Regions from separate parts of the Homo sapiens genome. Here region 2 is linked to region 1. A link is a contact called in ENCODE Hi-C or POLR2A ChIA-PET data. All regions are on one chromosome and are shown on one strand. The core of a region is the stretch at or near the end of the contact, and the rest is flanking DNA. Distances in the headings are between cores, read along the strand shown.

What was found. Hi-C counts contacts between places; a loop is a spot of excess contacts on that map. ChIA-PET counts read pairs that join two places held with the same protein, here RNA polymerase II (POLR2A). Pooled maps may share reads with other maps.
Region 2: a loop to region 1 is called in a map of A673, with 3 times the contacts of the local background. The contact joins two enhancer-like sites. A Hi-C loop is called at or near these places in 5 of 168 maps with a recorded cell type or tissue (A673, G401, GM12878 and 2 more), 11 of 37 single-sample maps with no recorded cell type and 10 of 50 pooled maps. POLR2A ChIA-PET finds 5 or more read pairs at or near these places in 6 of 52 experiments (GM12878, H1, RWPE1 and 3 more).

What each region holds. Positions count from the first base shown.
Region 1 is chr10:86,710,536-86,715,442 of GRCh38, forward strand. All of the region lies in intron 9 of LDB3 (LIM domain binding 3), which reads left to right. Among named protein-coding and RNA genes, the nearest start is that of BMPR1A, 44 kb to the right of the region's middle. RefSeq lists enhancers at 253-872, 873-1,492, 2,037-2,086 and a silencer at 607-1,296. Within about 2 kb of position 1,321, at least 35 of the 41 ENCODE cell types and tissues checked have a DNase peak (open chromatin) inside an H3K27ac peak, as active enhancers do; they include A673 and GM12878, where a contact is called at or near this core.
Region 2 is chr10:86,796,986-86,801,450 of GRCh38, forward strand. The region is part of intron 1 of BMPR1A (bone morphogenetic protein receptor type 1A); the gene reads left to right. Among named protein-coding and RNA genes, the nearest start is that of BMPR1A, 43 kb to the left of the region's middle. Within about 2 kb of position 1,831, at least 3 of the 41 ENCODE cell types and tissues checked have a DNase peak (open chromatin) inside an H3K27ac peak, as active enhancers do; they include A673 and GM12878, where a contact is called at or near this core.

The DNA.
Region 1 (4,907 bases), core at 71-2,570:
CTGCACCATTGCACTCCAGCCTGGGCGACAGAATGAGACTCCATCTTCTCTGTGTCATGCCAGTGTGCGAGATTTGGCCGCAGCCATGGGGGTACAGAACAGCACATAAGGAGCCTAGACTCGGGAGCAGGTCCTATCCAGGCGCAGGGAGAAACCCCAGGGAAGTTTTCTCTGCCGCTGGAGCCCAGGGAGATGAGACAGGCACTGAGTCAGGGCAGGCCTTGCTTCGGGGCGCTGGTTCATGAAGCTCGCTCTGACAGCAGGGCTGAGTGTGGGCGGTCGAAGCGGCTTTTGCCCGAGACAGAGGCCGGTGCCACGGCCTGCTCTGCTCTCGAAGGCAAAGTGCCTCATCCATCCAGGCTGCGCTGTTCATGGACACCTTGTGTTCTGGGGATGGAATGAAGCACCCAGCACAGCGTCTGTCACACGGGAGGTGCCCTTCTCTGTCCCTACAGAGAAGGGGCAAGGATAGACGGTTCTGAGGTGAAAACTCCGCAGGGCGAGGTGGCATTTTGCAGTAGTGAAAAGCCTTAGATGGAGCAGTGGGAAGAGGCTGCCCCTGCAGAGACTGGGAACACAGGGAGGGGAGGCTGGAGAGGAGTTGGAGGAGAAGCGGCGGGTGGAGGCGAGGCCTTGCCGGGGCACAAGGAGGACATTTCCGTCTCTTCCTGGGGAGGCGCTTCTGGCACCTTCCGGGGCGGCCTCCGGCTGTCTTCGCCCAGCCCGCCAGGCGGCGTCAGGGCTCCGGGGGCGCGCGGCCAGCCCGCCCTGCGTCTCCTTCCTCCTCCTTCCCGGGCTGGGGCCCAGGCGAGCGAGACGGGCCGGAGCCGCGGGCCCCCGCGCCGTTCCCAGGCCGCGCAGACATTAACTCATTCCTGCCTAGGGGGAAAGAGGCGGCCGGGCGGGCGCGCGCTGGAGTCGGCCTGCCTCCACCTCCCTCTCCGGGAGGCCCGGCTGCCAAGCGGAGTCCGGGGGCGGCTGGCAGGCGGCCCCGTATGAAGTGGGGCGTGTGGTCCCGAGCCCCCCTCCGCTCCCCTTCCCTCCAGGCTCTTCGGATCCGGGCGTCAGAGAGGGCGGGGAGCCCGCGCGGGACCCGGAGCGCCGCGGCCGCAGCCGCAGCTCCCCCCGGGGCCTCCTCCGGGCCGAGGGCGGCGTTCGCAGGCCGGATCTTATCGCTGGCGCCCGAGGTGGGCGGCCGCTCCCCGGAACACCTGAGGCCCGGGAGGGGGCGGGCGGCGGCGGCGCGGAGACCCTGCGCGCGGGCCGGGGACGGTCACGTTGGCCCGCGGGCCGGGCGGCGGCCAGGCGCTTGCGGAGAGCCGGGCCCGGCCCGGCGTGAGTCAGAAATCACCTTGTTTAATTACATATCCCCGAGCCCGCCGAGTGCGATAGGGGACTTTTGAACTTGCCAATTAGAGATGAAATATCACCTTCTAATTTAGACTGGCTTAATTCCGTCACGCAAAAATAGCAACAGCCCCGGGGCTGCGAGATGGGATATCAGGTCTCTCCTGGCGTGACGGCGAGCCAGGCTGAAGGATGCAGAAGCTGAGGGCTGCGAAGCGCCACTGCCTGCTCGCCCCCCGACGGAGTCGGGGTTGCGACGGGGGAACGGAGCTGCCGGGCCGGGCCACCGAGGCCGGGGAGGTTCCTTCTCTGGGTGGGTTAGCCCCAAGCAAGGAAGCCGTCAAATCGGGGTCCAGATTCTAGCCTGCCTCTGTGAGACCTCTGTGTTGTGGGGGCTGGAAAAGAAAAGGAGGTGGATCCGGGAGTCTGTAAGGCCTTCCGATGGAGGGAAGCGACTGCCAGGCAGGGGGAATAGGGTTAGTATTGCTGGAGGGAGGCAGGAAAGGTGGGCCAGGGCCCTGTTTACTTGAAAGGGGGCGTACTAAAGCCTGTTTTGCTGCTTGGGGAGTTTCTAAGCGGGCATCTGCTGTTGAGTCTGGCAGCCTGAGCTCGTTTCGGCTAAGCAGTTCACCAGCTGGATGACTTGGAGGCAGCCATTTAAGCTCTCCAAGTCTCAGTTCCTCATCTGTAAAATGGACTTGCAAATATTATCTGCCTCCTTGGATTGCAGCGAGTAATAAGGCACGTAAAGGGCCTGGCATGTGGAAGCAGTCATTTTGGTGAAGGCAGCACCACGCAATAGAAATTTCCTATTAGCCACATTTTTAAAAAATAAAAGAAAGCAAGTTAAATTCATTTTAATATATTTTCTTTGACTACATATATTTAAGATATCAGGCCGGACGCAGTGGCTCACGCCAGTAATCCCAGCACTTTGGGAGGCCGAGGCGGGCGGATCATAAGGTCAGAAGATCGAGACCACCAGGGTAACACGGTGAAACCCCGTCTCTACTAAAAAAGTACAAAAAATTAGCCGGGCGTGGTGGCGGGCGCCTGTAGTCCCAGCTACTCGGGAGGCTATGGCAGGAGAATCACTTGAACCCAGGAGGCAGAGGTGGCTGTGAAGCCGAGATTGCGCCACTGCACTCCAACTTGGGCGACAGAGCAAGGCTCCGTCTCAAAAATATATATATATATATATAATTTCAACATATAATCAATATAAAATAATTATTAATGTGCCTTCAAAATCTGGTGTGTGTTTTACACTAACGGCACTTCTTGGTCGGACTAGCCACATTTCAGCTGCTCATCGGCCACGTAGCACTATGTATTGGACACCGCAGGATTAGGGCTTCTGGTCTTAATCTTTTTATTTTTTGAGATGGAGTTTCTCTTTTGTTGCCCAGGCTGGAGTACAATGGCACGACTTCGACTCACTGCAACCTCCACCTCCCGGGTTCAAGAGATTCTCCTGCCTTAGCCTCCCGAGTAGCTGGGTTTACAAGGCGCCCACCACCATGCCCGGCTACTAGAAGTTTTAGTAGAGACGGGGTTTCACCATGTTGGCCAGGCTGATCTCGAACTCCTAACCTCAAGTGATCCACCGGCCTCAGTCTTCCAAAGTGCTGGGATTACAGGCGTGAGCCACCGCGCCCAGCCAATCTTAATCTTTTTTAGCAGAGAATTGCACTTCACAAAGAAAGGAAAGAAAATGTTGCACAGAACCCCCTTATATATAACAGAGGGATGAAGCTGCTCTGAAGTTGTGCTAGATCACCTCTCCCTGCTCTCTGTCCCTGGTGGTGTTCCTGGAATCACTTCTTCCCCCAGCATTTTGATATTCTCTGCAAAGTTGTTAGGGAGGGTGACAATACCTCAAATTTGGGCTGTACACATTTACAAAATCCATTCACTATGTCACCCCAGCAGGTCCCCAGCATGCCCTGTGGGGCAGGCAGGGTGTCAGGCATTCCACCACCACTGAATAGACCTCAGTCTCAGGTTATCTGACTTCAGGATGTTCCATTTCCCTTCCCTCCTCTCCCCCAACCCTAGGCGCTACCAGTCTAACTGGGCTGGGCTTCCCTAGGTGAGCAGCAGGCCATGAGACAGGCTGACAGTACATCTGACCCTGACACCCAGGTTGCCCCCATCCTTGCCATCCTCACTCACATTTAGTGACACACTATGCCAGGTACTAGGCTACGCTCTTTATATTTCTTACCTTCCCTTAATCCTCATAATAACCTTGTGAGATACTAAGAATCAGTATTGCCAGTTTTAGATGAAGAAATTGAGGCCCAGAGAGGTTAAGGAACTTGCCCAAGGACACAAAACCAGGAGGTAGTAGAGCTGGATCCTGCAGCCAGGGCTCTTGGCTATGCTATCAAGACTCCACAGCAGGGGGTCTCCTTCATGTTGAAAATGACTCCTCCCTGACATGTTGCACTGAGATTTTCTAGAAATTGGACTCATATTCTTTACAGAGGCAGCTTGGGATGATAGAATGAATGGATTTGGAGATGTATTCCCACTTACTAGCTCTGTCTGAGCCTCAGTGACCTCAAGTGTAAAGAGGGAATAATGTGAAGACCGATTCAGATGACAGATGCTATGTGCCTCGTTACCCCTAAAGGGGAGGAAGATTCCTTATGGAGAAGGTATTATCTTTTTTTTTTTTTTTTTTTTGAGATGGAGTCTTGCTCTGTTGCCCAGGCTGGAGTGCAGTGGTACGATCTCGGGTCACTGCAAGCTCCGCCTCCTGGGTTCACGCCATTCTCCTGCCTCAGCCTCCTGAGTAGCTGGGACTACAGGCACCCGCCACCACACCCAGCTAATTTTTTGTATTTTTTTAGTAGAGATGGGGTTTCACCACATTAGCCAGGATGGTCTCGATCTCCTGACCTCATGATCTGCCCACCTCAGCCTCCCAAAGTGCTGGGATTACAGGCGTGAGCCACCATGCCCAACCGGTATTATCTTTTGAAGGCCTCACTGGCAGGATGGCTCCAGGGCAGGGCTGTGGAGGGTTTTATCTCTTCTTCCTTCAACAACATGGATGGATCCTATCTACCTGGTCCCTACTCACCCCCAGCACAGGGATTTCCAGCTCACCCAGCTCTGAAGGGTGGGTCACCTGGGAGTGGAAGGTGCAGAGTGGGAGCCACAGGCTGCCCCAGGCGGTCCAGGGGAACCAGGTGGGAAAGAGAGACTGGAGATGGGGCCAGGGTCTTAGGCCCTAAGGAAAACCTTCCTCTCCAGGTTGAGGCTGGAGTATGGGGTGGGGGGCAGAGGCGGGGTGTGGGTGCAGGGACTGCCTCAATGCAGTCCATCCTGCCCATACTGAGCTCAGGAATGGGGAGGGAGGCTGTGCTGACATGCTTCCTAGGGTTGGGGGAATGAGGCCTCTTTGCTGAGGAGCAGACTGAAATGTGGTGAGGCTTCTGGAACCTCACTCACTGGAAGAGGAAGCCAGCTGGACCTTGCCTGCAGGGTGCAGCTGGGTCTGCCCTGGCTAGGTGTTGAGGGCCCAGGCGGGAGAGGGCTGTGGGTAAGCA
Region 2 (4,465 bases), core at 581-3,080, 87 kb after region 1:
TTATACTTGGCTTTCTATATTGTGGCTCCAATTTTTCTTCCCAGTTTATACTCTTATTTTTCCTTTCTTTTTCTTTTCTTTTCTTTTTTTTTTTTTTTTGAGACAGTCTTGCTCTGTCGCCCAGGCTGGAGTGCAGTGGCGCGATCTCTGCTCACTGCAGCCTCCGCCTCCCAAGTTCAAGCAATTCTCCTGCCTCAGCCTCCAGAGCAGCTGGGATTACAGGCGCCTGCCACCAAGCCCGGCTAATTTTTTTTTTTTTTTTTGAGACGGAGTCTTGCTCTGTTGTCTGGGCTGGAGTGTAGTGGCCCAATCTCGGTTCACTGCAACCTCCACCTCCTGGGTTCAAGTGATTCTCCTGCCTCAGCCTCCTGAGTAGCTGGGATTACAGGCGCCCACCACTATGTCCAGCTAATTTTTTGTATTTTTAGTAGAGATGGGGTTTCGCAGTGTTGGTTGGGCTGGTCTTGGAACTCCTGGCCTCGTGATTCGCCCACTTCGGCCTCCCTGAGTGTTGGGATTACAGGCATGAACTACTGCGCCCAGCCAATTTTTGTATTTTTAGTAGAGACGAGGTTTCACCACGTTGGCCAGCCTGGTCTTGAACTCCTGACCTCAAGTGATCCGCCCACCTCAGCCTCCCAAAGTGCTGGGGATTACAGGCGTGAGCCACCGTGCCCGGCCAGAATTTGAACTTTAATTCTTCAAATTGTATAGCATTTTCAGGTACCATCGAGGGCTTTTCTTCTGTACTTCTGTGTGTTCAAATATGGACCTTGTTCCAAAAAGGTCCAAAAAGGTTGAGTTGTGGTTCCCTGTAATGTCAAGAAATCTGTTAATGCATGAGACCCGGAAGATGTTTGAAAGTGACTAGTGAGAATTGGGTTGGTTGCTGTAGGATATTGTCATTTAAATTATTAAGTGAATATATTTATATATTTAAAAATTAGATGTAGGTAAGCCTCAGAAATGGGAAAATGGAGATAAATCTTAGGAGAGATTTTTGAATCTTTTACTTAAGACTGTGTTCAAAACTTTGTCTATTTGCTATTTATTATTTTGATATATTAATTGCTAGTGAGATTAAGACATTTTTGACACATCCTCTTCATTTAAGGTCATGGATGTTTTGTATCATTCTTATATAAGCATATTTGTAAGACTTTTAGAGGTATTCCTTTTTTAGTCCTATTTTTTTTTACTAGGGAATTATGACTCATTTTGGCACTTAGCTTTTGTAGCTTACTACCGTATGACATTTTATATCTTTGCAAAAACCAAGTAATTAGACCATTCATCACAATTTCCATACTTAAAAAACTAATACTAAGTTTTTACATGTTATCAATAAAAGTAGCATTTTAACAATTATCCTTTCCACATTATTTGATAAATGCTATTGGTTTTGTCTGTTATTTTTATAAATATATAATTTGCTTTAATTACTTAAATGTTCCTTGAGCCTTAGAACTTAAATCCTGATGAGGGTTTTACTTTTTAAAATACTGAAGTTTATTATTTATGCATGTTTTACAGAAAAATGAGTGGCTTTTAAAAGATCAAAATTAAAGGCTTAAACATGGAATCTCTAGGACATATAAAATATGAGTAGAACTGTGTATTTATAAGATGTTAATGTAAGACTTCAGGCCTTGTAATATCTTAAAGGAACCACTTCACTGTAAGGGAGCAGTTTGTCTTTCTACCTTTCCAATTGTATTGAGATTTTGCCCAGTATGTCTTTTTACTTAAACACCTTGGTGAAAGCTATCCAGCATCCTGTTTTAAATCTCCTTTGTTGCACTTACCATAATTACTTTCAGATCTGTTTCCATTCTCAGAAACTGAAACTGTAAGCTCATGTGAGTGGGGAATCCGACTTGTTTTATTGCATGTGAGCTGAGCACTGTGCCTTGTGTCAGTAGTCAGTGGTGTTCCTTTAGTCCTTGTTATGTTAATAAAAAAGCTTTGGTTTTTGCAAGACTTTGTTTTTAGAGATTCTGGAAAGGAACATATTAACCAAAAAGAAGAGCTGACTTCAATTTTACTTGTCTTGAAAATAACTGACTACTAAAGGGATGTCAGGGAACATTAGTGAAAATGGAGAACTTAAGGAGTTAAAGTTTTAGCTGTTTTTTTCAAAGGATATTGTCCTTCAAAATCTTTACCTTGCATTTTTGTTACTGTGATTTAAGATGGTTGTAATTATCATTGATTGATGATACCTATCAAAAGGCAACCCTAACCAACCATTTCTGCTGGATTCTGAATGCCGAGAAAGAAAAACTGAGAAATTTGTGAACTATTACAAGTCGTCTGTAAAATGAGATAATAATATCAACTTCACAAGGTAATTTAGGCTTTCGTGAAAACTAGAGTGTGAAAATGCTTAGTAATGTGCTGGGCACACTGCAGGTGCTCTACAAATAACTACTGATAACTACTTTTTTTCATGAGTAATTGTACATTTTCTTTCTTCCTTCCTTTCTTCCTTCCTTCCTTCCTTCCTTCCTTCCTTCCTTCCTTTCTTTTCTTTTCTTTTCTTTTCTTTCTTTTCTTTCTTTCTTTTTTTGTTTTCTTTTGTTTTGAGACAAGATCTTGCTCTGTTGCCCAAGCTGGAGTGAAGTGGTGTGATCTTGGATCACTGCAACCTCTGCCTCTTGGGCTCAAGTGATCCTCCCTCCTTATCCTCCTGAGTAGCTGGGACAACAGGCGCACATCGTCACACCCAGCTAATTTTTGTATTTTTGTAGAGATGGGGCTTCACTTGGTGTTGAATTCCTGGGCTCAAGCGATCCACCCACTTCGACCTCCCAGCGTGCTGTGATTACAAGAGTAATTGTAAATTTAAAATGAATTTCTTTCCCATCCCAAACCAGTATCAAAATGCAAATATAGTAAATTACTTTTTAAAAGAGAGATGTTTAATGGCAGTTGTTGGTAGTCTTTTGAGTCTTTAAGTGGGTATATTATAGAAAAACAACATATCTCTGCTTGGAGGGAAGATTTAACTAAAAACAAGAAAAAGAATAGTAGATGAACCATGATTCTTTAACATACAGGTTGCAAACTAGTGACCTGTCAGTTGGATTTGGCCTGTAGGCATGTTTTTGGCTTATAATGTAATTTTTTAAAAATTAGTGGCCAACAATTAAAAATTGGGAGAGTTTTCAAAAGAAAATGCAGATTTCTGACTCATCTTGAAAAATGGTAAGATGGGCAGCACAGGGCCTGTATTCCCAATTGCAGCCCTCAGTGGAGCTAAGTAGGCTGTTCTCCCTGCCATCTGCCCGGCTCTCAGTTGCCATCACTCACTGCATTTGGACTCTTTCTTCATATAGTGAGCCGAGGGGGGAGTGATAGTCTCATGTTCCTATCAAAAGAGGGAAACCTAAAATAAGGCCATTTTTGTTTTTGTTTTTGTTTTGTGAGACGGAGTTTCGCTCTTGTTGCCCAGGCTGGAGTGCAATGTGAAATCGGCTCACCGCAACCTCCGCCTCCCAGGTTCAAGCGATTCTTCTGCCTCAGTCTCCCAAGTAGCTGGGATTACAGGCTTCCGCCACCATGCCCAGCTAATTTTTGTATTTTTTAGTAGAGACGGGATTTCACCATGTTGGCCAGGTTGGTCTTGAACTCCTGAGCTCAAGTGATCCACCCGCCTCGGCCTCCCAAAGTGCTGGGATTACAGGCATGAGCCACCACACCTGGCCAGGCGATTTGTGTTTTAAGAAAAACAAGAAAGCATGTAATTCTTTGCGAAAATAATGAACATTTCTATTTATATCTGTCAAAAGTCCTGTTTCTTAGGAGTTAAGACATAATTCATAGCAATTAATATATGTGGAGAAGATACGTAATGAAAAACTAACTAGAAGAGGAATTCAGACATTGAAAGGGATTATTTTAAAGTGAGAATAAAATTAGTAGTGCCGCTGTGAGGAAAATAATCTTCACGTACTTACGTATGATGAGAAACTTCCTAAGTGTCTAGAGATGGCAAGAAACTTTGTATGTTTTGCATGACAGTAATTGTAAATATGAGCTTATCTGGAAATATTGTTTGCATAGATGTTAAAAATATGGGCAGGACAATGTGTACTAAAATGCTGAATTCTAGTGAGGCTGACATAAGCTTATTTTTTAAATTCTTTAATTTTTGTTTTTATATATTTTTTGAGACAGGGTCTCATTCTGTCACCCAGGCTGGAGTGCAGTGGTGCTATCACGGGCTCACTGGAGCCTTGACCTCCCCACGCTCAGGTGATCCTCCCACCTCAGCCTCCTGAGTAGTTGGTGGCGTGCGCCACCATGCCCAACTGATAGTTTGTATTTTTTGTAAAGATGAGGTTTCACTGTGTTGCTCAGGCTGGTCTTGAACTCCTGGGCCCACTCAAGCCATCCACCCACCTTGGTCTCTGAAAGTTCTGGGATTACGGGTGTGAGCCACTGTGCCCAGCCTGATAGAAGC